2 separate regions of the Homo sapiens genome follow, and region 2 is linked to region 1. A link is a loop called in an ENCODE intact Hi-C map of the cell type or tissue named here. Cell type or tissue: PC-9. All regions are shown on one strand. Each heading gives the region's core, and the rest is flanking DNA. Links, peaks and the distances in the headings are about the cores only. Region 1 has its middle 78 kb from the start of LRRC66. Region 2 overlaps LRRC66 (leucine rich repeat containing 66).

Region 1 (16,000 bases), core at 4,598-12,597:
ATGAACATCGATGCAAAAATCCTCAATAAAATACTGGTAAACTGAATGCAGCAGCAAATCAAAAAGCTTATCCACCATGATCAAGTGGGCTTCATCCCTGGGATGCAAGGCTGGTTCAACATATGCAAATCAATAAATGTAATCCAGCATATAAACAGAGCCAAAGACAAAAAATCCACATGATTATCTCAATAGATGCAGAAAAGTCCTCTGACAAAATTCAACAGCCCTTCATGCTAAAAACTCTTAATAAATTAGGTCTTGATGGGATGTATCTCAAAATAATAAGAGCTATCTATGACAAACCCACAGCCAATATCACACTGAATGGGCAAAAACTGGAAGCATTCCCTTTGAAAACTGGCACAAGACAGGGATGCCCTCTCTCACCACTCCTATTCAACATAGTGTTGGAAGTTCTGGCCAGGGCAATTAGGCAGGAGAAAGAAATAAATGGTATTCAATTAGGAAAAGAGGAAGTCAAGTTGTCCCTGTTTGCCGATGACACAACTGTATATTTAGAAAACCCCATTGTCTGAGCCCAAAATCTCCTTAATCTGATAAGCAACTTCAGCAAAGTCTCAGGATACAAAATCAATGTGCAAAAATCACAAGCATTCTTATACACTAATAACAGAGAGCCAAATCATGAGTGAAATCCCATTCACATTGCTTCAAAGAGAATAAAATACCTAGGAATCCAACTTACAAGGGATGTGAAGGACCTCTTCAAGGGGAACTATAAACCACTGCTCAATGAAGTAAAAGAGGACACAAACAAATGGAAGAATATTCCATGCTCATCGATAGGAAGAATCACTACCATGAAAATGGCCATACTGCCCAAGGTAACTTATAGATTCAATGCCATCCCCATCAAGTTACCAATGACCTTCTTTACAGAATTGGAAAAAACTACTCTAAAGTTCATATGGAACCAAAAAAGAGCCTGCATTGCCAAGTCAATCCTAAGCCAAAAGAACAAAGCTGGAGGCATCACACTACCTGACTTCAAACTATACCACAAAGCTACAATAACCAAAACAGCATAGTACTGGTACCAAAACAGAGATATAGACCAATGGAACAGAACAGAGCCCTCAGAAATAATACCACACATCTACAACCATCTGATCTTTGATAAACCTGAAAAAAAAAAAAGAAATGGGGAAAGGATTCCCTATTTAACAAATGGTGCTGGGAAAACTGGCTAGCCATATGTAGAAAGCTGAAACTCGATCCCTTCCTATACTTTATACAAAAATTAATTCAAGATGGATTAAAGACTTAAATGTTAGACTAAAACCATAAAAACCCTAGAAGAAAGCCTAGGCAATACCATTCAGGACATAGGCATGGGCAAGGACTTCATGTCTAAAATGCCAAAAGCAATGGCAACAAAACCAAATTGACAAATGGGATCTAGTTAAACTAAAGAGCTTCTGTATGGCAAAAGAAACTACCATCGGAGTGAACAGGCAACCTACAGAATTGGAGAACAGTTTTGCAATCTACTCATCTGACAAAGGGCTAATATCCAGAATCTACAAAGAACTCAAACAAACTTACAAGAAAAAAATCAACCCCATCTAAACGTGGGCAAAGGATATGAACACACACTTCTCAAAAGAAGACATTTATGAAGCCAACAGACGCATGAAAAAATTCTCATCATCACTGGCCATCAGAGAAATGCAAATCAAAACCACAATGAAATACCATCTGACACCAGTTAAAATGGCGATCATTAAAAAGTCAGGAAACGCCAGGTGCTGGAGAGGATGTGGAGAAATAGGAACACTTTTACACTGTTGGTGGGACTGTAAACTAGTTCAACCATTGTGGAGGACAGTGTGGCAATTCCTCAAGGATCTAGAACTAGGAATACCATTTGACCCAGCCATCCCATTACTGGGTATATACCCAAAGGATTATAAATCATGCCGCTATAAAGACACATGCACACGTATGTTTATTGCAGCACAATTCACAATAGCAAAGACTTGGAACCAACACAAATGTCCATCAATGATAGACTGGATAAGAAAATGTGACACATATACACCATGGAATACTATGCAGCCATAAAAAATGATGAGTTCATGTCCTTTCTAAGGACATGGATGAAGCTGGAAACCACCATTCTCAGCAAACTATTGCAAGGACAAAAAACCAAACACTGCATGTTCTCACTCATAGGTGGGAATTGAACAATGAGAACTCTTGGACACGGGAAGGGGAACATCACACACTGGGGCCTGTCATGGGGTGGTGGATGGGGGAGGGATAGCATTAGGAGATATACCTAATGTAAATGATGAGTTAATGGGTGCAGCACACCAACATGGCACATATATACATATGTAACAAACCTGCACGTTGTGCACATGTACCCTAGAACTTAAAGTATAATAATAAAAAAAGAAATATGTGAAAATGGGTAATGTATAAAGAAAATAGATTTAATTGGCTCATGGTTCTGCAGGCTGTACAGGAAGCAAGGCGTCAGCATCTGTTGAACTTCTGGGGAAGCCTCAAGGAGCTTATACTTGTGGTAGAAAGCAAAGCAGGAGCAGTTATCTCACATGGCAGTACAGGACCAAGAGAGTGAGGAGGGAGGTGCCACACACTTAAAAACCAGATATCATGAGAACTCACTATCTCTAGGACAGCACCATACCATGAGGGATCTGCCCCCATAACCCAAACAACTCACGCCAGGTCCCACCTCCAACACTGGGAATTACAATTCAACATGAGATTTAGAGGGTACATAGATACAAACCATATTATTCTGCCCCAGACCCTCAAATCTCATATCCTTCTTACACTGCAAAACACAATCATCCTTCTCAATAGTTCCCCCAAAGTCTTGACTCATTCCAGCATTAACTCAAAAGTCCCAAAGTCCAAAGTCTCATCTGGAAATGAATGGAGATAGCATTGTAAAATCAAAACAAGTTGTTTACTTCCAAGAGTCAATGGAAGTGCAGGCATCAGGTATACATTCCTGTTCCAAGAGGAGGAAATTGGCCAAAAGAAAAGGGCTACAGGCCCCACGCAATTTCAAAACCCAGAATGGCATTCATCAAATCTCAAGTTTCCAAAGTAATCACTTTTGACTCCTGGTCCCACCTCCAGGGCACACTGGTGCAAGGAGTGAGCTCCCAAGACCTTGGGCATCTCCACTCCCCTGTGGTTTTACAGGGGTCAGCCCCAGTGGCTGCTTTCATGGGTTCAAGTTGAATGACTGTGGCTTTTCCAGTCACAGGATGCAAACTGCCAGTGGATCTGTCATTCTGGGCCTGAAGCATGGTGGTCCCCATCTCACAGAACTACTAGGTAGTGCCCCAGTGAGGAATTTGTGTGGAGTCTCCAACCCAGAATTTCTCCTCTGCACTACCCTAGTAGAGGTTCTATGTGAGGGCTGTGTCCCTGTGGCAGGCTTCTGCCTGGGCTTCTAGGCTTTTCCATACATCTTCTGATATCTAAGCAGAGGCTGGCAAGCCTCCTTCATTCTTGCACTCTGAGCATTTGCAGGCTTAACCCTATGTAGAAGCCACCAAGGCTTATGGCTATATCTGGAGCTTTTTGAGCTGAGACTGGGGTTGGAGCTGCTGGGATGCAGGGAGCAGTGTTCTAAGGCCACGTAGGGCAGCAGGGGCCCTGGGCCTGGCCCATGGAAACATTTTTCCATTCTTGGCCTCTGGGCCTTGATGGGAGGGGCTGTCACAAAGGTCTCTGAAATGCCTTTGAGGCCTTTTCTTGGCTATCAGCACCTTGCCCCTTTTTAGTTACGAAAATCTCTCTAGCAAGTGGTTGCTTCACAGCCTGCTTGGATTATTCCCCTTAAAATGGGCTTTTCTTTCTACTACATGGCCAGGCTTCAATTTTTCAAATATTTATGCTCTGCTGCCCTTTCAAATATCAGTTATAATTTTAAGTCATTTATTTGCTCCTGCATCTGAGCCTAGGATGTTAGAAAACAGCCAGGCAACATCTTGCATGCTTTACTCTTAGAAATTTCTTCCACCAGATAGTCTAAATTATCACTCTCAAGTTCAAACTTCCAGAGATCCCTAAGTCATAAACACAATGCAGACAAACTCTTTGCTAATGCACAACGCACATGACCTTCACTCCAGTTCGCAATAAATTTCTCATTTCCATCTGAGACCTCAGCAGCCTGGACTTCACTGCCCATATCACTATCAGCATTTTGGTCACAACCTTTTAACCAGGCCCTAGGATGTTCCAAACTTTACCTCATCTTCCTGTTCTCTTCTGAGCCTTTCAAACTCTTCCAACCTCTGCCTGTTACCCAATTCCAGAAACACTTCCACATTCTTGATACCAATTTTCTGTATTAGGCCATTTTTTGCATTGCTATAAAGAAATACCTGAGACTGAGCAATTTATAAAAGAAGAGGTTTAATTGGCTCATGTTTCTGCAGGCTGTACGAGAAGCATGGCACAAGCATCTGCCCAGCTTCTGGGAAGGACTCAAGGAGCTTTTATTTGTGGTGGAAGGCAAAGCAGGAATAGGTATCTCACATGGCAGAGTGGGAGCAAGCGAGTGAGGGGGGAGGTGCCACACACTTAAACAACCAGATCTCATGAGAACTCACTATCTCGAGGACAGCACCAAACCAAGAGGGATCTGCCTCCATGAACCAAACACCTCCCAGTAGGCCCCAACTCTTAATACTAGGGATAACAATTGAACATGAGACTTAGAAGGAACACATATCCAAACCATATCAATCCACATCTGATTAAGACTCTGGACTTTAGACTTTTGAGTTGATCCTGGAAGAGTTAAGATTTTGGGGGCTGTTGAGATGGCATGAATCTATTTTGCCTGTGAAATGGACATAAATTTAGTGGGGGAAGAGGTGGAATGCTGTGGTCTGAATATTTGTGTCCCCCCAACAATTCATATGAACTTTGACATGAAACGTCATCCCCAGTGTGATAGTATTAAGAGGTGGAGGATTTGGGGATTAGGTCATGAGGGCTCATGAATGGAATTAGTGCCCTTGTTAAAAAAGGTTTGAGGGAACCTGTTTGTCCCATCTGCCATGTGAAGACACATAGAAGGTGCCAGATCTATGAAGCAGAGAGCAGCCATCACCAGACACTAAATTGGCTACAGCCTTAATATTGGACTTCTCGAGCTCCAGCCCTGTGAGGAATGCATACCTGTTGTTTACAAATCACCCAGTCTAAGGTTTTGTTATAATAGCCAGGAACTGAGATAACCTCCAAGCTGTTCTCACTCTAACTCATCATTCATTTACTCAATAAACATTTTATTTGGCCCCCCCATGCTCCAGGTAATTCTCCTTACATGAGTTTCCCCACACCTTCCCATTGTCTATGATAATTTCCCCCAACCCAACTATACTGCAGCCCTATTCTGAATCATATATTCTGTGAATGAGGGCAGGGGAGGAGAGAGGTTGTGAATGAGAGGAAGGGAAATATAGAGTAGTGGTAACGAACTGCTTTACTGAGGCAGGGATTGCATTTTTATTCCTAGCTCTTCTGTTACTGGAAAGTGGTCCTGATCTAGACCCCAAGAGAGGGTTCTCAGATCTCACGCAAGAAAGAATTCTGGGCAAATTTACAGAGTAAAGTGAAACCAAGTTTATTAAAGAAGAAATAAAGGAATCGCTACTCCATAGGCAGAGCATCGGCATGGGTGCTTGACTGATTATATATAAGATTATCTCTTGATGATCTGCTAAACAAAGGGTGGATTATTCATGAGTTTTCTGAGAAAGGGATGGGGGCTCCCAGAACTGAGAGTTCCTCTCCATTTTGGACCATATGTGGTAACTTCCGGATGTTGCCATGGCATTTGTAAACTGTCATGGCACTGATGGGAGTGTCTTTTAGCATGCTAATACATTTTAATTAGCTTTTAATGAGCAGTGAGGATGACAGAGGTCCCTTTTAGGGCCATCTTAGTTTTGGTGGGTTTTGGCCAGCTTCTTCACCTAATCTCATTTGATCCGTGAGGTCTTTGTGGCTTGAACCTTGCAAAACTCTTCCTGCTGATTCCTATCACACCTATTCAAGATGGAGTCACTCTGGTTCAAACACCTCTGACACCTCCACTAATTCTTTGTTGTTTTGGAAATGTGAAATTCTCTACATGCCTCTGAGTATCCATCAGCAAAACATGAGCAGCCACTCTGTGTGTGTGTGCGTATAAGCACAGGTGTGTATGCCCATGCACACACACTCTCTACCATATCTCACCAAATGAGATATGACCACAAGATAATATAACTGATTTGTGAACCTTTCTGAAGGCAATTCCAAACGTGGAATTTTGAAAATATTTTGGGCCAAAGAAACATTATCTGAAACAGTGTGTAGGTGTCCGACTTGACTACTCTGAAGGAAAATCTACAAGTTTATACTCTGGTATGAATATTTGGGGAAAACAACCCTACAAAATCATTGCTTTCCAACGATACATCATGAGTCATTGACTTGGAATGCCAAATACAAGCTGGCAACTCACAGACCTTCTGAAGCTCGCTCAGTTTTCACTTTGGTCTTCTGCAGCTCGCTGAGTTTTTGTTTTTTGTTTTTTTAACTTTTCATTTTTTAATTGCAAGATTTTAATTTTTAAAAAATCTCAATGTCCCACTAATCAGGAAAAATCAGGAGAACTGTGCCGTCATGATCAAGCATGCTCTGCAGCTGGACTGTCTGGGTCTTAATCCCAGTTCTGCAACTTTCTACTTCTCTGACCTTCATCAAGTTATTTATCCTCTCTACCTCAGGACTGGAAGGAACTCCAGTTATTTTCCTCATCTGAAAAATAGAGATAATAATAGTACCTCCTGAATAGGGTTATTGTGAGCTTAAAATGAGAACATCGATTTGTTTAAAGCATATTAAACCCTTAGTAAACATAACCTATTATCTGGGAACACCAAACTTTATTCCTGCAGGACTCAAGCAGCATCTGCCCTGTGCACATGCGGGGAAAAGGGCTCCAGTTCACCCATTTCCCATCTGGTCCACTTCATCCCTTTGCCTTATCTGCCTGGCTCCTGTGGGCATTTGCAGTTTGCAACCCCCACTTTAGAATCACAGATCTGGTCAAATGGCCATGTTTAAAGAGAAAGAAAGCATTCACTCCCAGTTACAAAGTTAGGTAACAGCAATGCTCATATCTCCTGTCTGCCCATCTAGTTCCATTCTGGGTGCTCCTTATATCTGTAATCTTGGCCAACAGCAAAGGCTCTCCTCTACAACTCCAATGAATTATAGCAGGGTCACAACATTACTCACAAGGCACACAGATTTGCAGAGTAAATGCAATTTCTTACTTTCATCTATAACTGATCGTCTTCCTGGGGCTCCCACCACCCTGGATAGCAGAAATAACAGATTCGTCAATGAAAAATATTTCTATCTCTTCCAATCTAAATGGTTTCCTCTCTATTTCCAATTTTAATCTTAAAAATTCACTGAACTCTCTCTTTTAGGACTGGTCAAAGCAGCCTCTCTGGAATGACTCACCTCTCTGGCTTCTGTTTCTGCTTCATTTCTTTTTCCTGGGGTTGGCATCTGAGTATATGAGGGCACACTTCATTTTTGAGGCTTTGGAGCATAGGGCTTCTCAGACGTGGCTTTGCAGAAGGTGTCTCTGGACTGCCCAGTGGCTGCTCGTCTTATTGTCAGTCTCTGGCTGAAAGCAGCTGTCACTTGTTCTGGCTTTGTCAAGACCTGATGACCTCCCCTGACTGACCTGCCCCCACCCAGACTCCCGCAAACACTGTGACTCGAGAGGTCTGACTCTCACTTTCTTCCACTCCCATCCCTAAAGCCACCTGACCCTCATCGTGGAGATCCTGTTTGACAAGGTCCCCAGGCCAACCCTTAACTAACCTCAACACATGCCACTTGAGGCTGGGTTGCCTGGAAAAAGAGTCTGCAGTAAAACTTAAAAGTCAGTGTATTATTGGGGCAGGGGGTCAATCCTGAGAAAGCCAGAATGAAAGGAAATGTAACTAAAGTAGGGGCCAAGAGAATGCAGATACAAAGTGATGCACAAAACTTTTCTGCAGTGCTCCCAGCCTCTCCAGGCAGCACTGAGGGAAGTCGAACCATGTTGCATCTGACCTTGAACATGGCGGAGCTCTGGCTTCAGCAGCAATAGCTCCCATAGGACACACAACAAGCCGTTAGGAGGTAAGGTCAATAGCATCACCTGGGGCAAGTCATGTTCCTCCAGGCCAAGCAGGCCAAACTACAGCCCTTACTAGCCCAAGGTACCTAAAATGAGAAATGAGGGGAAGAAATGGAAAGGATTTCCCATGGCTGGCCAAAGGCTCATGAGTGGGTCCAGGAGCACATGGCCAGGTGAACCCAGGGAGGCAGAGAAATGAGGCCCAGTCGACTTTCATCCTGGGTCACTGTGGGATGGTCTGGGTTGAAGCCACACCACAGTAGAGTAGAGAGCAGCTCTGGACACCTGGCCTGCAGCCCCCCTCACCTTCACTGAACTGAACCACTGGGATTTCTTGGCTGTGGTGGCCCAGGTTGGTGAGTGGGTGAGTGTCTGAGGTGGTCAGCTTCCCAGAGTCCTGGTGCTGTCAGCATTTTCCTGGTCTGCTCTAACCCACATGTCTACCTCTGTATTGAGAAAGGCCATCTCCCCTCTTCTCTTATCACCCCCCACAATCCCTCAAGGCTGGAAGGGGCAGGTTCCAACCTTTCCCTCCCATTATTTCACAACCTATTCTCAGCAACAAACCTGTGGCCCAGGCATCACCCGCAGAAAAGGGATCGTCCCTATTTAAAGATAACTTCCGGAATAGGAACGGCTCCGGTCTACAGCTCCCAGCGTGAGTGACGCAGAAGACGGGTGATTTCTGCATTTCCATCTGAGGTACCGGCCTCATCTCACTAGGGAGTGCCAGACAGTGGGCGCAGGTCAGTGGATGCGTGCACCGCGCACCAGCTGAAGCAGGGCGAGGTGTTGCCTCACTCACGACGCACAAGGGGTCAGGGAGTTCCCTTTCCTAGTCAAGGAAAGGGGTGACTGACGGCACCTGGAAGATCGGGTCACTCCCACCCAAATACTGTGCTTTTCCGACGGGCTTAAAAAACAGCGCACCACGAGATTATATCCCGCACCTGGCTCAGAGGGTCCTACGCCCACGGAGTTTCACTGATTGCTAGCACAGCACTCTGAGATCAAACTGCAAGGCGGCAGCGAGGCTGGGGGAGGGGTGCCCGCCATTACCCAGGCTTGCTTAGGTAAACAAAGCAGCTGGGAATCTCGAACTGGGTGGAGCCCACCACTGCTCCAGGAGGCCTGCCTGCCTCTGTAGGCTCCACCTCTGGGGGCAGGGCACAGACAAACAAAAAGACAGCAGTAACCTCTGCAGACTTAAATGTCCCTGTCTGACAGCTTTGAAGAGAGCAGTGGTTCTTCCAGTACGCAGCGGAGATCTGAGAACGGGCAGACTGCCTCCTCAAGTGGGTCCCTGACCCCTGACCCCTGAGCAGCCTAACTGGGAGGCACCCCCCAGCAGGGGCACACTGACACCTCACACGGCAGGGTACTCCAACAGACCTGCAGCTGAGGGTCCTGTCTGTAAGAAGGAAAACTAACAAACAGAAAGGACACCCACACCAAAAACCCATCCGTACATCACCATCATCAAAGACCAAAAGTAGATAAAACCACAAAGATGGGGAAAAAACAGAACAGAAAAACTGGAAACTCTAAAAAGCAGAGCGCCTCTCCTCCTCCAAAGGAAAGCAGTTCCTCACCAGCAACGGAACAAAGCTGGATGGAGAATGACTTTGACGAGCTGAGAGAAGAAGGCTTCAGACGATCAAATTACTCTGAGCTACGGGAGGACATTCAAACCAAAGGCAAAGAAGTTGAGAACTTTGAAAAAAATTTAGAAGAATGTATAACTAGAATAACCAATACAGAGAAGTGCTTAAAGGAGCTGATGGAGCAGAAAACCAAGGCTCGAGAACTACGTGAAGAATGCAGAAGCCTCAGGAGCCGATGCGATCAACTGGAAGAAAGGGTATCAGCAATGGAAGATGAAATGAATGAAATGAAGTGAGAAGAGAAGTTTAGAGAAAAAAGAATAAAAAGAAATGAACAAAGCCTCCAAGAAATATGGGACTATGTGAAAAGACCAAATCTGCGTCTGATTGGTGTACCTGAAAGTGATGGGGAGAATGAAACCAAGTTGGAAAACACTCTGCAGGGTATTATCCAGGAGAACTTCCCCAATCTAGCAACGCAGGCCAACGTTCAGATTCAGGAAATACAGAGAATGCCACAAAGATACTCCTCGAGAAGAGCAACTTCCAGACACATAATTGTCAGATTCACCAAAGTTGAAATGAAGGAAAAAATGTTAAGGGCAGCCAGAGAGAAAGGTCGGATTACCCTCAAAGGGAAGCCCATCAGACTAACAGGGGATCTCTCGGCAGAAACCCTACAGGCCAGAAGAGAGTGGGGGCCAATATTCAACATGCTTAAAGAAAAGAATTTTCAACCCAGAATTTCATATCCAGCCAAACTAAGCTTCATAAGTGAAGGAGAAATAAAATACTTTACAGAGAAGCAAATGCTGAGAGATTTTGTCACCACCAGGCCTGCCCTAAAAGAGCTCCTGAAGGAAGCACTAAACATGGAAAGGAACAACCAGTACCAGCCGCTGCAAAATCATGCCAAAATGTAAAGACCATCGAGACTAGGAAGAAACCGCATCAACTAACGAGCAAAATAACCAGCTAACATCATAATGACAGGATCAAATTCACACATAACAATATTAACTTTAAATGTAAATGGACTAAATCCTCCAATTAAAACACAAAGACTGGCAAACTGGATAAAGAGTCAAGATCCATCAGTGTGCTGTATTCAGGAAACCCATGTCATGTGCAGAGACACACATAGGCTCAAAATAAAAGGATGGAGGAAGATCTACCAAGCAAATGGAAAACAAAAAAAGGCAGGGGTTGCAATCCTAGTCTCGGATAAAACAGACTTTAAACCAACAAAGATCAAAAGAGACAAAGAAGGCCATTACATAATGGTAAAGGGATCAATTCAACAAGAAGAACTAACTATCCTAAATATATATGCACCCAACAATACAGGAGCACCCAGATTCATAAAGCTAGTCCTGAGGGACCTACAAAGAGACTTAGACTCCCACACATTAATAATGGGAGACTTTAACACCCCACTGTCAACATTAGACAGATCAACGAGACAGAAAGTCAACAAGGATATCCAGGAATTGAACTCAGCTCTGCACCAAGCAGACCTAATAGACATCTACAGAACTCTCCACCCCAAATCAACAGAATATACATTTTTTTTCATCACTGCACCACACCTATTCCAAAATTGACCACATACTTGGAAGTAAAGCTCTCCTCAGCAAATGTAAAAGAACAGAAATTATAACAAACTACCTCTCAGAACACAGTGCAATCAAACTAGAACTCAGGATTAAGAATCTCACTCAAAACCACTCAACTACATGGAAACTGAACAACCTGCTCCTGAATGACTACTGGGTACATAACGAAATGAAGGCAGAAATAAAGATGTTCTTTGAAACCAACGAGAACAAAGACACAACATACCAGAATCTCTGGGACACATTCAAAGCAGTGTGTAGAGGGAAATTTATAGCACTAAATGCACACAAGAGAAAGCAGGAAAGATCCAAAATTGACACCCTAACATCACAATTAAAAGAACTACAGAAGCAAGAGCAAACACATTCAAAAGCTAGCAGAAGGCAAGAAATAACTAAAATCAGAGCAGAACTGAAGGAAATAGAGACACAAAAACCCTTCAAAAAATTAATGAATCCAGGAGCTGGTTTTTTGAAAGGATCAACAAAATAGATAGACCACTAGCAAGACTAATAAAGAAAAAAAGAGAGAAGAATCAAATAGACGCAATAAAAAATGATAAAGGGGTTATCACCACCGATCCCACAGAAATACAAACTACCATCAGAGAATACTATAAACACCTCTACACAAATAAACTATAAAATCTAGAAGAAATGGATAAATTCCTCGACACATACACTCTCCCAAGTCTAAACCAGGAAGAAGTTGAATCTCTTAATAGACCAATAACAGGATCTGAAATTGTGGCAATAATCAATAGCTTACCAACCAAAAAGAGTCCAGGACCAGATGGATTCACAGCCGAATTCTACCAGAGGTGCAAGGAGGAACTGGTACCATTCCTTCTGAAACTATTCCAATCAATAGAAAAAGAGGGAATCCTCCCTAACTCACTTTATGAGGCCAGCATCATTCTGATACCAAAGCCGGGCAGAGATGCAACCAAAAAAGAGAATTTTAGACCAATATCCTTGATGAACATTGATGCAAAAATCCTCAATAAAATACTGGCAAACCGAATCCAGCAGCACATCAAAAAGCTTATCCACCATGATCAAGTGGGCTTCATCCCTGGGATGCAAGGCTGGTTCAATATATGCAAATCAATACATGTAATCCAGCATATAAACAGAGCCAAAGACAAAAACCAAATGATTATCTCAATAGATGCAGAAAAGGCCTTTGACAAAATTCAACAACCCTTCATGCTAAAAACTCTCAATAAATTAGGTATTGATGGGATGTATCTCAAAATAATGAGAGCTATTTATGACAAACCCACAGCCAATATCATACTGAATGGGCAAAAACTGGAAGCATTCCCTTTGAAAACTGGCACAAGACAGGGATGCCCTCTCTCACCACTCCCATTCAACATAGTGTTGGAAGTTCTGGCCAGGGCAATTAGGCACGAGAAGGAAATAAAGGATATTCAATCAGGAAAAGAGGAAGTCAAATGGTCCCTTTTTGCAGACGACATGATTGTATATCTAGAAAACCCCATTGTCTCAGCCCAAAAATCTCCTTAAGCTGATAAGCAACTTCAGCAAAGTCTCAGGATACAAAATCAATATACAAAAACCACAAGCATTCTTATACACTGACAACAGACAAACAGAGAGCCAAATCATGAGTGAACTCCCATTCACAATTGCTTCAAAGAGAATAAAATACCTACGAATCCAACTTACAAGGGATGTGAAGGACCTCTTCAAGGAGAACTACAAACCACTGCTCAAGGAAATAAAAAAGGATACAAACAAATGGAAGAACATTCCATGCTCATGGGTAGGAAGAATCAATATCGTGAAAATGGCCATACTGCCCAAGGTAATTTACAGATTCAATGCCATCTCCATCAAGCTACCAATGCCTTTCTTCACAGAATTGGAAAAAACTACTTTAAAGTTCATATGGAACCAAAAAAGAGCCCACATCACCAAGTCAATCCTGAGCCAAAAGAACAAAGCTGGAGGCTTCACACTACCTGACCTCAAACTATACTACAAGGCTACAGTAACCAAAACAGCATGGTACTGGTACCAAAACAGAGATATAGATCAATGGAACAGAACAGAGCCCTCAGAAATAATATCACACATCTACAACCATCTGATCTTTGACAAACCTGAGGAAAACAAGCAATAGGGAAAGGATTCCCTATTTAATAAATGGTGCTGGGAAAACTGGCTAGCCACATGTAGAAAGCTGAAACTGGATCCCTTCCTTACACCTTATACAAAAATCAATTCAAGATGGATTAAAGACTTAAATGTTAGACCTAAAACCATAAAAACCCTAGAAGAAAACCTAGGCGTTACCATTCAGGACATAGGCATGGGCAAGGACTTCATGTCTAAAACACCAAAAGCAATGGCAACAAAAGACAAAATTGACAAATGGGATCTAATTAAACTAAAGAGCTTCTGCACAGCAAAAGAAACTACCATCAGAGTGAACAGGCAACCTACAAAATGGGAGAAAATTTTTGCAACCTACTCATCTGACAAAGGGCTAATATCCAGAATCTACAATGAACTCAAACAAATTTACAAGAAAAAAACAAACAACCCCATCAAAAAGTGGGCAAAGGATATGAACAGACACTTCTCAAAAGAAGACATTTATGCAGCCAAAAAACACATGAAAAAATGCCCATCATCACTGGCCATCAGAGAAATGCAAATCAAAACCACAATGAGATACCATCTCACACCAGTTAGAATGGCAATCATTAAAAAGTCAGGAAAAAACAGGTGCTGGAGAGGATGTGGAGCAATAGGAACACTTTTACACTGTTGGTGTTACTGTAAACTAGTTCAACCATTGTGGAAGTCAGTGTGGCGATTCCTCAGGGATCTAGAACTAGAAATACCATCTGACCCAGCCATCCCATTACTGGGTATATACCCAAAGGACTTTAAATCATGCTGCTATAAAGACACATGCACACGTATGTTTATTGTGGCATTATTCACAATAGCAAAGACTTGGAACCAACCCAAATGTCCCACAATGATAGACTGGATTAAGAAAATGTGGCACATATACACCATGGAATACCATGCAGCCATAAAAAATGATGAGTTGATGTCCTTTGTAGGGACATGGATGAAGCTGGAAACCATCATTCTCAGCAAACTATCGCAAGAACAAAAAACCAAACACCGCATATTCTCACTCATAGGTGGGAATTGAACAATAAGATCACATGGACACAGGAAGGGGAACATCACACTCTGGGGACTGCTGTGGGGTGGGGGGACGGGGGAGGGAGAACATTGGAAGATATACCTAATGCTAGATGACGAGTTAGTGGGTACAGCGCACCAGCATGGCACATGTATACATATGTAACTAACCTGCACATTGTGCACATGTACCCTATAACTTAAAGTATAATAATAATTAAAAAAAAAGATAACTTCCTTATTTAATGGAAGAAACTCCCCATGCTGAGTCCTCTGAGGCTGGTTCTGGACATGCTGGGAGAAGAGATGGCTGTGTGGGTCCCCACCAGTTCTTGCTGGGTGTGGTAAGAGTGTGAGGCTCTCATGCCTGTCTCGGCCACTCCTAGGGGTTATGTTTGCAGGGAGCAGCCTAAGGGATAAGGAAACATCTTCCCCCAGACAGACAGCAGACTTGCTGTGAAAGAGGTCAACTCCCTAAGCTTAGTGCTCCTTGGCCATTATACAAACCATCCTCAACCTGCCCTAACTTTTCTTGTGAGTGCCTGGTCAGGTTTAGTGAAGAACTTGTAAGTGGGTTCAAATACTGTACCTTCTGAGATTTCTATATTATTATGCTAGCTCACACTCTGCCTTTAACAATTAATTAAAAATCTTAGTTGAATTCTTCTTGCCAACTTGTACGGCATCTAGAAGCCTCTGCCCTGGGCAAGGAAGTGCTCATGGCCCACTCCTCCTTGGATGTGCCTGTTGATTTTTAAATTTCAAGTTAGTTGCTTGCCTTGCAACCCCTGCTCCCTGAGAGACTCAAGAACAGTAGTGAATTTGCAGGTTTTCTGACAGCTCACTCTTCATTTAAATAAAGCCCAAAATGTTCAAGAACAAGACCACAGTAAACCAAATTAATAAAATGTTTCAGTAGTAAACAGAGATAATTGGAGAATAAACCATCAAGTAACAGGAGAAAGTGATTGAATATTAAAAATATGATAAGGAGTGGACTGGGCTGGGAATGAGTGGTACAGATGATTTGGTTTTTGTTAGAAGACTTTCTGAATTATACAATTCATACGACTGTGTTTGTCTATTATTTTGATGAATATATAGTTTGTTTTGTTTTTTAATGGAGACAGGGTCTCGCTCTGCTGCCCAGTCTGGAGTGCAGTGGCAAGATCTCAGCTCACTGCAGCCTCCGCATCCTGGGTTCAAGTAATTCTCATGCCTCAGCCTCCTGAGTAGCTGGTATTACAGGCACCCAACGCCACACCTGGATGTGTGTGTGTGTGTGTGTGTGTATATGTATATATATATGTGTGTGCGTGTGTGTGTGTGTATGTATGTATATGTGTGTATATATATGTATATATATATGT
Region 2 (16,000 bases), core at 4,464-12,463, 61 kb before region 1:
AGTGGATTGGATAGAGAAAATGTGGTACATATACATCATGGTCTCCTACACAGCTCTAAACAAGAATGAAATCATGTCGTTTGCAGCAACATGGATGTAGCTGCAGGCCATTATCCTAAGCAAAGTAATATATTCTCGCTTATAAGTGGGAACTAAATCTTGGGTTCAAACAGACGTAAAGATGGGAACAATAGACACTGGGGACCACTAGAAGGAGGAGGAGTGTGGGAGGAGGGAGACTAAAGCTGAAAAACTACCTATTGAGTACTATGCTCACTACCTGGGTGATGGGATCATTTGTACTGCAAACCCTCAGCATCAGGCAATATACCTGTGTAACAAACCTGCACATGTACTCGCAAATAAAAGTTGACATTATTTTAAAAAATAAGACAAAAAGAAAAAATTTTGTGAACTGTGGGGAAAGGTTCATTCCTTTTCATTGCTGTGTAGAATTCCATCATGTGGATTCATTTATCTGTTGATGGACACTTAGATTGTCTTTTTGGCTATTAAAAATAAAGCTGCTAGATCTTTCATAAATGCTCTATGCCAGGTTGATGAAATTCTCTCTATTCCCAGTTTGCCCAAGACCTTTTCTGGATCTACTGAGATGATCATATGGGTTTCTTTTTTAATCTGTTAATTTGGAGAATTGTGTAGATTTTCTAATATTAAATCAACTTTGCATTCGTGGGATGAATTCCATTTTGTCATGATTTATTGTCTTTTTTATATATTTTGGATTCAATTTGCTAAAATTTTAAGAAATTTTACACCTATGTTCATGAGGAATATTGGGTTATTATTTTCTTTTGCTATATTGTTGATGTCTAGTTTTGGTATTAGAGTAATGTGGGCCTCATAAAATGAATTGGGAGATATTTATTCCTCTTCCGTCTTCTGGAAGTGTTTGTTTAGAATTGGCTTTGTTTCTTCCATAAATGTTTCATAGAATTCCCCAGTGAAGCTATCTGAACAGGAGTTTTTTCATGGGAAGGTATTTAATTACAAGTTTACTTTCATTAATAGATGCAGGGTTATTCACATTATCTATTGCTTTTTGAGTGAGTATTGGTAGTTTATTAGCATAAAGCTGTTCACAATGTTTCATTATCCTTTTAGTATCTATAGACTCTGTAGTAATGCCACCTCTCTTATTATTGACACTGATAATTTATATCTTCTCTTTTCTGATCAGCCTGGCTAGAAATCTTTTTAAATCAATTTTATTGTTGTTAAAGAACCAGCTTTTGGTTTTATTGATTTTTCTCTATTATTTTTACATTTCCTACTTTATTTCTTCTCTGATCTTTATGATTTCCTTTCTTCTGCTTACTTACAATTTCATTCATTCTTGCAAGTTTCTTAAAGGGGAAGCTGAAGTCAATGACTTGAGGCATTTCTTCTTTAATAGACATTTAGTGCAACTTGATAATAAATTAGTAATTTGCCTCTAAAAATGGCTTTAGCTACGTCCCACAAATTTTGATATGTGATGTTTTCATTTTTAGTTGAGTCAAAATTATTTCTATTTTGATTTTTCTTGGTCCCATGGGTTATTTAGAAGTGCGTTATGAATATCGAATAATCTGTGGATATCCTAGAATTCTAGCTTTGGGATTTCCAGTATATATCTTAAGATCACAGTCTATTTTTATTTGGTATTAAACTACTTGCCTGTAATATAAGAACCTTACAATGGTGTTCTCCCATTTTTTCCCCTCTTCTGTCCTTTGTGCAGGTATTGTCCTACATTTTACCCCTATATATAATTTCCACAATATGTTTTTACTATCTTTGCTTCACAATGTTGCTTTTAAAGAGATTTAAATATAAGAAAAAATATTTAACCTACATAAATTTCTGGAGCTCTTTGTTCCTTACTCCAGACTTCTATCTGGTTTCATTTTTTCCTCTAAAGGACTTCCTTGAACATTTTTTCTACTCTGGGTCTACTCCTGATGAATGCTTTCAAATCTTTATTGAAAAGGTCTTTATTTGCCTTTGTTTTTCAAATATATTTTTACTCAATAAAGAATTCTAGGCTGACCGTTTTAAAGATTTTCAGTTTGTTTAAATGTTGCTCCATTATTTTGAATTTGCATTGTTTCCGATAAGAAATCTGCTCTCATCCATATCTTTATTCTTTTTATAGTGTTCCTGACATACACTCAATTTAAATTTTTGGCAATCAAATATATTAATATTTTCCTTTATAATTTCTTCTTTTAATCTTAAAAAAAAAAACAGCTTTCCCCGTGTGCAACTACACCAATCTTTTATTTATATGTGCCTTAACTCCATGGATGGCAAAATTGTCAGAGAAGATTTTTCAGGCATATTATACTTATAATCCAACTGGAATTTACTTTGTTGTGTGGAGATTAGAATAATGTTTGCAGCAGATCTCTGGAATTTACCTAGGTCAAATTATTTAATCAGGAGCTCTTTTTCTGAAAACTTGATCTCAGAGCATCTCATCCCACCAGTCAGGGCCAGCTAGGTATCATGACCTGGATTTTCTGCAGACCAGAGTTGGGAAGCCATCTAGCCTATCAAACAGCTTCTGTCCTCATCTTCATCCTAGCAGCAGCCCATTCACAAGATAGTGTCAGTACTTACAAAACTTAATCCAGCATAATTCACACACAGTCACCTGAGGCTAGTAGAACTCCTGCCAGATCTCACTAAACAACTTTGATTCTATAAATTAAAAAAAAAAAATTGGCAGTCAAGATCTCTAACCCTACTCTAACATAGTTAGTTGTTATTCCTCAAGGGCTCGTCCCTATTATCTTGAAAGTTACACATGGGTCCCAGTCTGTTCCACAAGGCCCTCATTCAGATCAGCAGGCCACCAGGCCATGTTATTTAAATGACACTAGCAGAAACCAAGAAAGCAAGCCCTGCCACATAAGCATGCTTCAGATCTTTGCTCACAACACCTCTGCTGCCATTCCTTTGGCCAAAGCAAATTACATGGCCAAACTCAACTCAGTGGGATGGGGAAGTGTATTCTGCCCACAAGACAGTGAATATTTGATGAACAATCATCCAAACTAATGGACCTGGCTTCCACTGGACTCCAAAAGCTTGAAGATCGTAGTAATCAAAGACATATCTCAATTCCAGCTATGAGAAACAATTTTTAAGGAATGTAACAAGCATGGAGGCCTTAAGTGATTTTCTTCGGCTCACATCAAAAGTCACAAACAGGGCTGGGAGCAGTGGTTCACACCTGTAATCCCAACACTTTGGGAGGCCAAGGTGGGAGGATTGCTTGAGGCCAGAAATTTGAGAACAGCCTGGGCAACATGGTGAGATTCTATCTCTACAAAAAATTAAAAGAAAAAAAAATAGCCAGACATAGTGGCACACACCTGTAGTCCAAGCTACTCTGAAGGCTGAGGCAAGAGAATCGCTTGAGCCTAGGAGTTCGAGGTTACAGTGAGCTATGATTGTGCCATTGCATTTCAGCCTGGTGACAGAGCAAGATCCTGTCTCAAAACAAAACAAAAAGTCACAGATAAAGGTGGAATAAACCTCAGTCTCTTAAGTTCAACTCCAGCGCTGACTCTAGTACTCCGTGACACAAGCAGATTAACTAAGCAACTCCCAATACATCTGGCAATTTCATTATGTACCATGGCCCAGACCACCCTTTTGTGGTTTTGAGGGAGGGTTGTTTTTATTTGTTTTTAGTTAATAAAAGATGGGCATGGTTAAAGGGTAATGATTAAGAGATCTAGGTTTTGATTCCAGCTCCACCTACCATGGTGTTGTTGGGCAAGTTCTTAACTTCCCTGAACTTAGTTTTTTTTCATTTGTAAAATGTTGTTAACTCCTCAGGCTTTTTGAAGATTAAAAAGAGATGTCTGTGAAATGCTTAGAGCATAAAGAGTACACAATTAGGAGCTTAAAAATAATTTCTTCTGTCACTTTTTTTTTGTTTTTTTGTTTTTGTTTTTTTTTCTTTATTATTATTATTATTATTATTATTATTATACTTTAAGTTTTAGGGTACATGTGCACAATGTGCAGGTTAGTTACATATGTATACATGTGCCATGCTGGTGCGCTGCACCCACTAACTCGTCATCTAGCATTAGGTATATCTCCCAATGCTATCCCTCCCCCCTCCCCCCAACCCACAACAGTCCCCAGAGTGTGATGTTCCCCTTCCTGTGTCCATGTGTTCTCATTGTTCAGTTCCCACCTATGAGTGAGAATATGCCGTGTTTGGTTTTTTGTTCTTGCAATAGTTTACTGAGAATGATGATTTCCAATTTCATCCATGTCCCTGCAAAGGACATGAACTCATCATTTTTTATGGCTGCATAGTATTCCATGGTGTATATGTGCCACATTTTCTTAATCCAATCTATCATTGTTGGACATTTGGGTTGGTTCCAAGTCTTTGCTATTGTGAATGATGCTGCAATAAACATACGTGTGCATGTGTCTTTATAGCAGCATGATTTATAGTCCTTTGGGTATATACCCAGTAATGGGATGGCTGGGTCAAATGGTATTTCTAGTTCTAGATCCCTGAGGAATCGCTTTAAAGCTAGGCATGATCACTCCCTCCACTTAGCTCCTAGGGCACTTACTCAATTCAATTAAGCACTGAGATATTTTAGGAATCATGAGTTCACATCCTTATATAGGCCAGGCAGGTATCATGAAAATGTTAAGAAAGCTGTAGCTTCTTTCATATTGGTGTCTTATTTTGCATTTTTTCTGACAGACCCATATTAAAAGATGTAGGAATATGCTTCTATGCACAAAGAAACATTTTCTCCAGAGGTTATATTCAAAATATTTAACAACTGGCCTTCAGCCTGGGCTCCACAGTTGGATGCCTCCTGGCTGTAGTGCTGGAGCCAGGTGCTGCTGGACTGAGGGAAGGGAGAAGATAGACTGAAGTAAGTGCTCAGGGCAGCAGGGCTGTGCACAGGGACTTGGGCAATGGTCATTTCCAAACCAATATGGAAATATTTTTTACCAGAATAAGCTGACTATAAGCCTTAGTTCTCTCTCATTCAAAAAAAAAAAAAGTCTTCTTGGCCTATCCTTTGTTTTCCTGTTTTTTTTTTTTTGTTGTTTGTTTGTTTGAGACAGAGTCTCACTTTGTTGCCCCAGCTGGAGTACAGTGGCATGGATCTCGGCTCACTGCAGCCCCTGCCTCCCGGGCTCAAGCACCACCTTACTGGCTAATTTTTGTATTTTTAGTAGAGACAGGGTTTCACCACGTTGCCCAGGCTGGTCTTGAACTCCTGACCTCAAGTGATTCACCCGCTTCGGCTTCCAAAGTGCTGGGATTACAGGCATCGGCTACTGCGCCCAGCCTGTTTTCTTGTTTTTGATAGAGACATGAGTACAAAGAAATGATAGTCTTCTATAAGCTCACGCCCCCATTGATAGCAGGCAGCCTTCATTCAGCTCCAGCCAAATGTCATCTAGTGCCAATTAGAACTTCCAGTTTTCTTAAGAGAAGCCAGAAATGCAAATTTTTATTGAATTTTTAATGTCAGTACAATGATTTTTAAATCACTATGCAGGCCAAACATGGTGGCCTCTGGCCTACTGAGTATATACTATATTCTATCAAACACTGCAAAAATTCAAAGATGTGAATTCTGCCCTGAAGGGACTTGATCATCTGATAGACATGCAAACAAACAAATAAAACTTAATTTTATGGTTGGATGGTCCATGTGATGAACTACTCTGTATAACTAGTAACTTTACTTCGAGTTTATGTCTTATCATTGGACCATATTAAACTCTTTAAAGAGTAAAGATTCTATGCTGTCCATACTTGTCCTCAGCACCGACTGCCTTGCCCATAATGTTTTGATTGATTCGTCGTCCTGACGATCTCTTGCTTAGCATGTATACAATTAAATGGACATATGACAACCTTGATGGTGCAGCCATTTCAATTAAGTCATCTCCCTGTATAATCAATCTTACAATAAGTACCTTGCAGACAGTAGGCAAGGAAAAAAGCCTCCTGTAATTGAACCAACCTGATCTTGTTATGTTGATTAAAGACACAGGCTACATGCAAGAACAGTGCAGAAGGAAATGTAAAAATGCAGGCACTTCCTTCTGAGACCCATATGGGAAATGAAATTTGAGAGACAGCTATGACTGGCACCTCCTTCTCAACCTTTATTTATTTTCAGTGCCAAATGGACCTCCTGGTTACTCTCTGAAATCAAGTGAAATACAAAGGCAGAGACCAAAATTCAATTTGATTATTTTCCTGGAAAACAAAATCTAGCTATAACTTACTACCTTTGGAAAACACAAGAATGCCTAGGAAATAGTCATAATGTCAACAATAAGTAGCTATAAGAAAGGACATGGCTACAAAATAGAATAAGACAACCGGGTGTGGCGGCTTATGCCTGTAATCCCAGCACTTTGGGAGGCCAAGGCGGTGGATCACTTGAGGTCAGGAGTTCGAGACCAACCTGACCAACATGGTGAAACCCCGTCTCTACTAAAAATACAAAAAAAGAAATTAGCCTGGCATGGTGGCAGGCGCCTGTAATCCCAGCCACTCAGGAGGCTGAGGCAGGAGAATCACTCGAACCCGGGAGGTGGAAGTTGCAATGAGTGGGGATTGTACCACTGCACTCCAGCCTGGGTGACAGAGCGAGACTCTGTCTCAGAAAAAAAAATAGAATAAGAAAAATCTTAAAACTGGAAGAACTCATCCATGTAGATAAAGCATCAAAACAATTTTTTTCCTCTATTGTTTAGCAAGATTATTTAGTTTTACTATATAGTTCAAACAAATAAATATTTATCACGTCTTTCAATCAAAGTTATATTTTTAACTGATTCTCTTATTTTGAAAGTAGTACATGCTCATTGAAAGAAAGAATTCAAAAGTGTTCAAAACAACATTTCTTTTCTTATCCCTCTTCACTTCCCTCAACTCAACCATCCTAGTCCTAACTCTAACTGTTAGTAGTTTAGTTTATCTCCTGCCAGGCCTTTTCCTGCTCACTCAAAATCTATGTATATGTTTGCATATGGCTCTTTTTCCCAAGGACATTGGACTTTATACTATTCTGCACTTAACTTTTTTCTTCCAGTTCAGTCAGTTTATATGTTGATCTGTCTCATTCTCCTTTGAGACCACATATTATTTCATAGTATTAATATACCATACGTTGTTTAACAATACCTCAATTGAGAACTCTTAATGTTGTCTCCAATTTTTCACCATTACAAACAGTGCTGCAGTAAATTTTACCAGTTTAGATTTCAACTTACTTTTTCATTTTAACAGGACTGTGGAAACTGAAGTCATTGCAGAGTTTGGATCTGTCATTCAATGGGATATTGCAAATAGGGTGGTCTGATTTTCACAACTGCCTGCAACTGGAGAATCTCTGTTTAAAGAGCAACAAGATATTCAAAATTCCCCCACAAGCCTTCAAGGACCTCAAAAAATTACAGGTTCTAAAATCATTTTTATAATATTTGAATAAGGAAGACACATGGGCAATTACATTAGAAGCATATTTCTATTGAAGAGTTTCTTCATGTCCAGTAGTACTGGCTATTAATCAAAAACTGTTAGTCTATTTTAAGATCCCTTAAAAGAGCTGAAGTCTCTTTCTTGCCTCAAAAATCAAAGGCCACAATAAGGGACATGAATTTTACTCCAACATAATACTCAACAGCAAGAATTGACACATTATTTTTCTAAATCAAGTTATATCCAACTCCAAGATTTCACTTACCAGTTGGCAAGGAATTAAATCTTAGTTATTAGTGAGGCTGTCTCCCTAAGCTACAAGATTGGTCAAAGGTCCCAGGGGTCTTATGCAATATGGAACGCTTGGGGAGGCCCCGCTAAACCACCCTGGCTGATGCTAAGATGTCAACAACCGTGGACTAGATGGGCCTCTGAAACCCAGTGACCCTGTTGCTTCCATTTCAAAATTGGACACAAAACAATAAAAATGATAATGATATTTCCATACTTGTATAGCATGTGTGCCACATGCAGTTCTAAACGTCCAACCCATATTGGGGAGATTTATGTCACATTTTGGCCCAATAGTTCCTGTCTCTGGCGCGTTGCAGTTAATCTCCCAAGGTGCCAATTATACTACTGTAAGGGTAAGGAACTCCTGAAGCCCTGTTCCAGGTCTGGCAGCTTCAGCCCCTTCTCCTCCAAGCACTTTTCTCCACACCCTTCCCTTTGGGAGAATGTTGTAAAATCTCCTCTCAGTGGTCTTTTAGCAACACTGGAGTGGCCTGCAGTGTAGCACTACTAGATGGTTTGTAAGAGTCCTTAGTCCCCCATCTCCATAACCTCCACGACAACTCCCATTCTTTGTATAGGCCAGCATCATTCAATAGAAACATAGAATGTGAGCCGCACATGCAATTTTAGATGTTCCAGTAGCTACAGTGAAAAAGTTAAAATAAGCAAGTGAATTTCTTCTTAGTGGTAAGTGTTATTTATCCAATATTATCTTTTACACATCATCAATATAGAAATTATTAATGAGATATTTTATATCCCCTTTTCATAGTAAGTCTTCAAAACCTGGTGGATATTTTGCACTTACCACACATCCCAATTTGGACCACCCCTGTTTTAATTGCTCTATAGCTACATGTAAGCTCTTTGAGGACATACATGATATCTGTTTTGTTTTCCAGTGCTTAGCATATGCCTGGTACCTGATATATATGTTTAAATACTTGTTAAATGAATAAGTGGCTGATGGACATGGATAGGTGTATTAGTCATCTATTGGTGTGGCTATCATATTAAGCAATGTCAACAAAGAAAACTGAGGTTTTCCCAGTGTTCTGCAAAGTGCTATTCAGGCATAGCTGCAAGATAAGCCTCCAACTCCCCACTTCCAACCAGAATGGCTCCTGGAGTCCCTCTTCTGTAGAAGGGAGACTAGTGAAGCAGTGATGGGGAGCGTGGCCTTGAGCCAGCTGCCTGGGCTTAAACCTAGCCTCGGCCACTTTCCAGCCACACTATCTTAGGCAAGTTACCAAATCTCTCTGTGTCTCACTTTTCTCTTCTGAAAAATGAAGATAATTTAGTTCCTCTCAGAGTTTTGTGAGAATTAAGTGCTTAGAATACAGTAAGTACTTTATAAATGCAGTCTGTGTATAGAAATTTTAAAGTGGCCACTGTCGCCTGCTCTTTTAACATAGAAATCTGATTCTCCCACTTCTTGGTTAAAACACTTCTAAGATTTCACTGCAAGGACCTGACCCCTGTCTGCCTCTCCAGCCTCCTTTCAAGCCTCTTCCCTGGCTCCCTGCACTCCTGCCTCTGTTTTCACCTCAAGTCCTCCCCACTTGCTCATCCTTTGCCTGGAGCCGACTTCTGTTAATCCTGTCAGTTTTGCTAAAATATTATTTCCTCAAGGATTCCTTCCCTGGGCCTCCAGATTAAATTAATTCCCCTTTATAAACACTTATAACATGCTATACATTTCCGTTTCCTCTCATTGCACTTATCCCAGCTGAAATTACTTAGTTTTAGGTATGATTAGTTGTTAATGCCTGTGTCCTCAAACGCTTCTACCCTATCGTAAGCTCTTTGAGGACATACATCATATCTGTTTTCTTTTCCAGTGCTTAGCATATGCCTGGTACCTAACACATATTTTAAAATACTTATCGAATAAACAAAGGAATGAATACATGGGTGATGGACATAGATAGGAGTATTAGTTATCTGTTGCTGCATAATACATTACTACAAACTTACCAGCTTAAAACCACACACATAGATTATCTCACAATTTCTATGAGACGGAAATCCAGGCATGGCTTACCTGGGGCCTCCACTTAAGGCTCTCTCAAGAGGCTGCAATCAAAGTGTTGGCAAAGGCTGGAGTCTAACATAAAAGCCCAGCTAGAAAAGGATTCACTTCCAAGTTCACGTGGCCGTCGGCAGGATTCAGTTCCTTGTGGGCTGCTGGAGTAAGGGCTCAGTTTCTTGCTGGTTATTGGCCAAAGCCTGCCTTCAGTTCTGTGCCATGTGGGCCTCTCCATAGGGCTGTTCACAACATGTCAGCTTGCTTCAGAGCCATCGAGGAAGAAAGTCTGCTAGCAAGAACATTATAATTCTTTGTAATGTCATCATGGAAGTGGCATTCCATTGTTTTCCATAGTCTGTGGTTAGAAACAAATCACTGGTCCTGCCTGCACCCAAGGGAAGGAGAGTACTCAAGGGCCTGATCACCAAGGAGGCAGGATCACTGGGGACCATCCTAGAGTCTGTCTGCTACAGTAGTCATGAGGACAGATGAAAAGGTCCACTTAACTTGGTAGTTAATTGGTAGTATATAGTATACTCCTTGTGTATGTAATTTGCCCTTCATCTGTTGTATTTTCTGTGCATTTTTATTGTGCTCTATGAGTCTTCTGCAACTCACAGGTAATAGATGTCACAGGCAGACTAAAAATCAACCTTGAGAATGTTTTATATACAGCTGTAATTCTCAATGCACTGTAACTGCCCCAGAATCATACCATTTCTTCTCCTCTAATATCCCTTCTGCATGTTTGGCAATATCTCTAAAAACTGGTTTTGGAACATGATGAACATATTTGGTACCAAAAAAGCTGAATATCACAATGGATGTTGTTTTCTTCTGGGCAATGAATTTGATACTTGCACTATTCTATGTGATTTCCCATGTGGAAATCTTTTCAGAAGCCAGATAGATTTTTCAAAGCATACATTTATCACCATGCTTTGATGGGATGAAATAAGTTTCACTGACATTTCAAATTAGCATTTCTTTTCCTAATCTTATCCCATTCTTCTTAAATGCAGTGATTTATGAAGCAATATTACATATGCTTCTCCCAACCTTTCCATAATGTATACCCCTTTCAAATGCTGGTAGATGGGTATTTCTTTAGCCAAATTGGACCATTCTGTTTTACTCCTCTCTCAGAAATTGTTCCTCCTGAGTAATTTTATTAATTTTCTATCCTCCCTCCAGTTTTGCTTCTGGTTCCATGATTTGTAATATAATAAGACGCTAGGACAAAAAATAAATGTAGACATGCACTAAAAAGAAAATAATTACCTAAAAAACATTAGAATATTTCAATCTGTTGTCAAGCGATACATAAGAAAGCTACTGATCGTCACCAAGACCAGACTAAAGCTAAGTATTTTTTCTTTCCAATCCCACAGTCTCCCACCTCCAATTTTTGGCAACCTTCCTTTGAGAGTCAACACTGCTTGGCTATTCATTAATGGAAAACTCACGCTTATTACCCAAGTTCACAAAAAATTGTGATTCTGTATGTAATGGTCTTGTTTGTGGCAGTGTTTGATTATTTGCTTGAATAAGCCCTTCTTTAGGAATTTACATAACCCAAAATGTAAATGCTGATTTTTCACGGGTGTCTATAAAGCAATTGGCCTTGATAACATTCAGCCTTTCTAGATTATATTCATCATCCTCTTTTTTGAAAGCAAGGACTGTATTTTCATCTTTATGATTTTCTCTTCTCCTAATAACCATGTGCCTCTCCCCAAACCTCATGAGCCACCCTGGTGCCTCTGCCCCAGGCCTCCTCAGCCCAGCCCTTCCTTCACTCTAGTGTAGCAGGGGCTCAGGCACCAAGAGGGTATGTTCTGCATTGGAAGGCACACAGCTGTGAAGCCAGATCAGGTTTCAGCTCTACCATTTCATTAATTCCTTCCTTCCTTTCTATTGTTTACACAGCACCTGCTATGTACTAGGTGCTAGGGTCTATGTGGGATATACTGTGTGGCTTAACCCAGCTTCTTCCTCTGTAGAATAGGTGAAAATGAGGAAATTGTTGAGATCAGAGATCATGTATGTGAAGCACCCAGTAGCATGTCTGGGACCCAGCAGGGCTCGGCAAATGGCAGCTAAAGCTCCTCCTAACTGTGCTTTCCCCTGCTATGTCATGCTCCTGTCGTGTCCGACACTTACAGATCCTGCTCTCTGTTTCTAGAGCCACTGGATACTTCTTGTTCCCCTTTCCCCTTCATTTCTGATCAGACTAGAAAAATAAGTCATACTGCATGTACTGAATAGCCATGGATGTGGAGAAATGTACTACTACTCTTGAGATAATATTTGATTCAAAAGATCTCTCTCTGAGGTCAGGTGCGTGCCTGTAATTCCAGCATTTTGGGAGGTCAAGGCCTGGGGAGGATTACTTGAGCCCAGGAATTTGAGTCCAATTAAGCAACATAGTGAGATTTCATCTCTACCAGAAAAATAAATAAATAAATAAGATTTCTGGTCAACCACAAGTCTGTGTTCTGTGTCTTCATCATCCAGTATTTTCTGCTGCTTTCAAGATTGCAGTAGTTCTAGAAATTCTTGACCTGGTATCCAATTCTAGACCTTGATAACATGAGTATCTAGGTTTTATTTAACAGTACAAATTACACTCAGGAAAGAAGGAAGAGAAAATGATTAGGCATCAAATATAGGCATGATACTGAAAGCTTTCACATACAGTTAATGCTTCCAGCAACCCTGGGAGGGAGGCTTATAGAAAGTGAACAATTTATCAAGACTCATAAACTTTTTAGGGGTAGAACAGAGACTTAAAACCCCACTAATTCCCTGACTTGTAAACCAGTGTTAAATCCATATTGCCTCCATAGAGACATAAACAGTAGTTTTCTGTAACTCATTTATTTTATCTGTAAATGTCTTTATCCACAGACCATCCTAAACTTGTTTCTTCTCAAACAGGTCATAGACCTTAGCAACAATGCTCTGATTACCATCCTACCAATGATGATCATAGCTCTAGAATTTCCCCATCTAGTGGTTGACTTGGCTGATAATAACTGGCAGTGTGATGATAGTGTGGCAGTCTTTCAAAATTTTATTTCTGAATCCTGGAGGAAAAAGTGGAATGTCATTTGCAACAGGTCTATAGGTAAGTCAGTAATGTCTCTCTGAAAAGGCTCCATTTATAATGAAAAATGCACATAGACATTTTAGTCTTTTTGAAATAATGACAGTCCCCATGAAAGCAAAAGTGCTGATCCTTGGCATTAGTCAGTCTTGGGCTGTGTCATAGAAAAATCATTGGTGTCAAATAACTATTTTCCTCAGTTCATCAATTATTTTCTTCATGTGGTCAAAGAAACACAGTTCAACTCACTCAGCATCAATTGGATTTGGTGAAAAGGAGGAATTCCACTAGAAGTGAGTTTTGTTCTGACACACCAAACTTTATTCTCAAGAACCATAGACAAGCTGTTGGCATTAGACAAGAATTAAAAATTGAATAAAATTTAACGTCACAGTTTTATCCAAATTCCTAACAAATAATCTATTAAAGAAAGAACTTTTAAAATTAGAAACATCATTATTTTAAATGTTTGCTAACACTCTAAAAGTGTGATCCTCTACATACGCAAAACACACACACATATTACAAAAGCATATTTTCCTTTAATTTGTTCCTTGCCCCTCTCCTAAAGTGCTGGAATATGTTACTGGGGCTGAACATTCTGGGAAGCTTGTTTTCACTCTTAACTACCTTGGCTAAATCTCAACCTCATATCTAGAAAAAGAAAAAGTCCATGAAAAAAATGAGTCATAGATTCTGTTCTATTCAGGACTGCCATTCAAGTAGGAACATGGCCATGCCTACCAGGTTTAGAGGAAATTCATGAAGATCAGAGAGAAGTCTTAATGTCATCAGCTACATTTGTTTCACTCCACAACTGGCATTCTGAGGGTAGAGAGCAAAATGTAAGGAACCAGTAAAGAAAACTGAATATTTTTGCTGTTTAACAGCACACAGAGTCGGTAAGATTATGGAGAAAGGAGAAGCCATGTACATGTGGCTGTCCCTCTAGTCTGGCTTCTTCCTCCCACAGGCAGCAGTGAGGCAGGAAGCCTAAGGCACATACAACCTCCAGGACCTCTGAGCAACAGACCTCAGCCTGATAGCCATGTGTAAATGCGTACAGCCATAAACATGCTGTTGGCATTAAACAAAAACGAATGAATGAATAAAATTTTTAAACTGCTTATCATCATGTAATGTACCCTTTAACATATAGCTAGATAAGGACTGAGGAGGACTCACAGAAGCTTCTGAAACCACTAGAATCTGGAGCTGGGGCAGCAGCTCACACCTATAGTCCCAGCTGTTCAGGAGGCTGAGGGAGGAGAATCGCTTGATGCCAAGAGTTTGAGACCAGCCTTGGCAACATAGTGACAGCCCTTGTCTCTGTAAGTAGGAAAATAAAAAAAAAGCAGCCCAGGCGTGGTGACACACACCTGTAGTCCCAGCTACTCTAGAGGCTGAGGTGGGAGGATCACTTGAGCCCAGGAGTCTGAGGCTTCAGTGAGTTATGATTGTGCCACTGCGCTCCAGGCTGGGTGTGCCTGGAATTCAAAATTCAAAAAAATTGAATTTTTTTCAATTCTGTAAAAAAGAGAAAAACCCCTGAAATCTTATTTCAATGTTCGCTCAATGTGTATTTTTTTAATCCCACTTGCAGGGAGTGAGGAGGCCAACGGGGGCACTCCCCAGAGCAGGATTTCCAGGGAAACCCGCCTTCCTCCCATTCATCTGCATCGCATGAAAAGCCTCATAAGGAGCAAAGCAGAGAGGCCCCAGGGAGGAAGGCACACGGGCATTTCTACTCTGGGGAAGAAGGCAAAGGCCGGCTCTGGTCTCAGGAAGAAGCAGAGACGGCTGCCAAGGAGTGTTAGAAGCACCCGCGATGTGCAGGCTGCCGGCAAAAAAGAGGACGCTCCCCAGGACCTGGCTCTGGCGGTGTGCCTGTCAGTGTTCATCACATTCCTTGTCGCCTTCAGCCTGGGGGCTTTCACAAGGCCTTATGTTGACAGACTGTGGCAAAAAAAGTGCCAGAGCAAAAGCCCTGGCCTGGACAACGCGTATTCAAACGAGGGCTTCTACGATGACATGGAAGCTGCGGGGCACACACCACACCCAGAGACCCATCTGCGCCAAGTATTTCCTCATCTAAGCCTCTACGAGAACCAGACCCCTTTCTGGGTGACACAGCCACACCCACACGCCACCGTAATTCCTGATAGAACTCTGGGAAGGAGCAGAAAGGATCCTGGCAGTTCGCAGAGCCCAGGACAGTGCGGGGACAACACCGGGGCAGGAAGTGGAAATGATGGTGCAGTCTATTCCATTCTCCAGAGACATCCACATGCCGGTAACCGTGAACTAATGTCAGCAGCGCAGGACCACATCCATAGGAATGATATTCTCGGAGAATGGACTTATGAAACTGTGGCCCAGGAAGAGCCTCTCAGTGCACATTCAGTGGGCGTCTCTTCTGTAGCTGGCACGTCTCACGCTGTCTCTGGCTCAAGCCGTTATGATTCCAATGAATTAGACCCTTCCCTCTCCGGAGAAATAACAGCTTCCCTCTGTAAAATGCTAACACATGCAGAAGCACAGAGGACTGGAGATAGTAAGGAAAGAGGGGGCACTGAACAGTCACTTTGGGACTCGCAGATGGAATTTTCTAAGGAAAGGCAAGTGAGTTCATCCATTGATTTGCTGAGCATACAGCAGCCAAGGCTGTCCGGGGCAAGGGCTGAGGAAGCGCTTTCAGCCCACTACAGCGAGGTTCCATACGGTGACCCAAGAGACACAGGCCCATCAGTCTTTCCTCCAAGATGGGACAGTGGCCTGGATGTCACTCCTGCTAACAAGGAACCAGTGCAGAAATCCACTCCTTCTGACACTTGCTGTGAGTTGGAGAGTGACTGTGACTCTGATGAGGGGTCTCTGTTCACTCTGAGCTCCATAAGTTCAGAGAGTGCAAGGAGCAAGACTGAAGAGGCAGTGCCTGATGAGGAGTCCCTGCAGGACGAGAGCTCAGGGGCAAGCAAGGACAATGTGACGGCTGTAGACAGTCTTGAGGAAAATGTTACCTTCCAAACAATTCCAGGGAAATGCAAGAATCAAGAAGATCCCT

Evidence for each region. Peaks named below come from ENCODE experiments on the same cell type or tissue, not always from the same donor. Only the 100,000 strongest peaks of a DNase experiment are listed, where the experiment ranks them.
Region 2: a loop joins it to region 1, with 5 times the contacts of the local background. A loop is called at or near these places in 7 of 110 quality-filtered maps.

Annotation. Positions count from the first base shown.
Region 1 is chr4:51,933,930-51,949,929 of GRCh38, reverse strand. No RefSeq gene overlaps it. Among named protein-coding and RNA genes, the nearest start is that of LRRC66, 78 kb to the left of the region's middle. In PC-9, for the core only: no CTCF peak of the experiment used is centred there; a DNase peak (open chromatin) is centred at 7,609.
Region 2 is chr4:51,994,705-52,010,704 of GRCh38, reverse strand. It overlaps LRRC66 (leucine rich repeat containing 66), which reads left to right. Exons shown (of 5, transcript NM_001024611.3): 3 at 7,313-7,482; 4 at 12,768-12,957; 5 at 14,540-16,000. Among named protein-coding and RNA genes, the nearest start is that of LRRC66, 18 kb to the left of the region's middle. In PC-9, for the core only: no CTCF peak of the experiment used is centred there; a DNase peak (open chromatin) is centred at 8,814.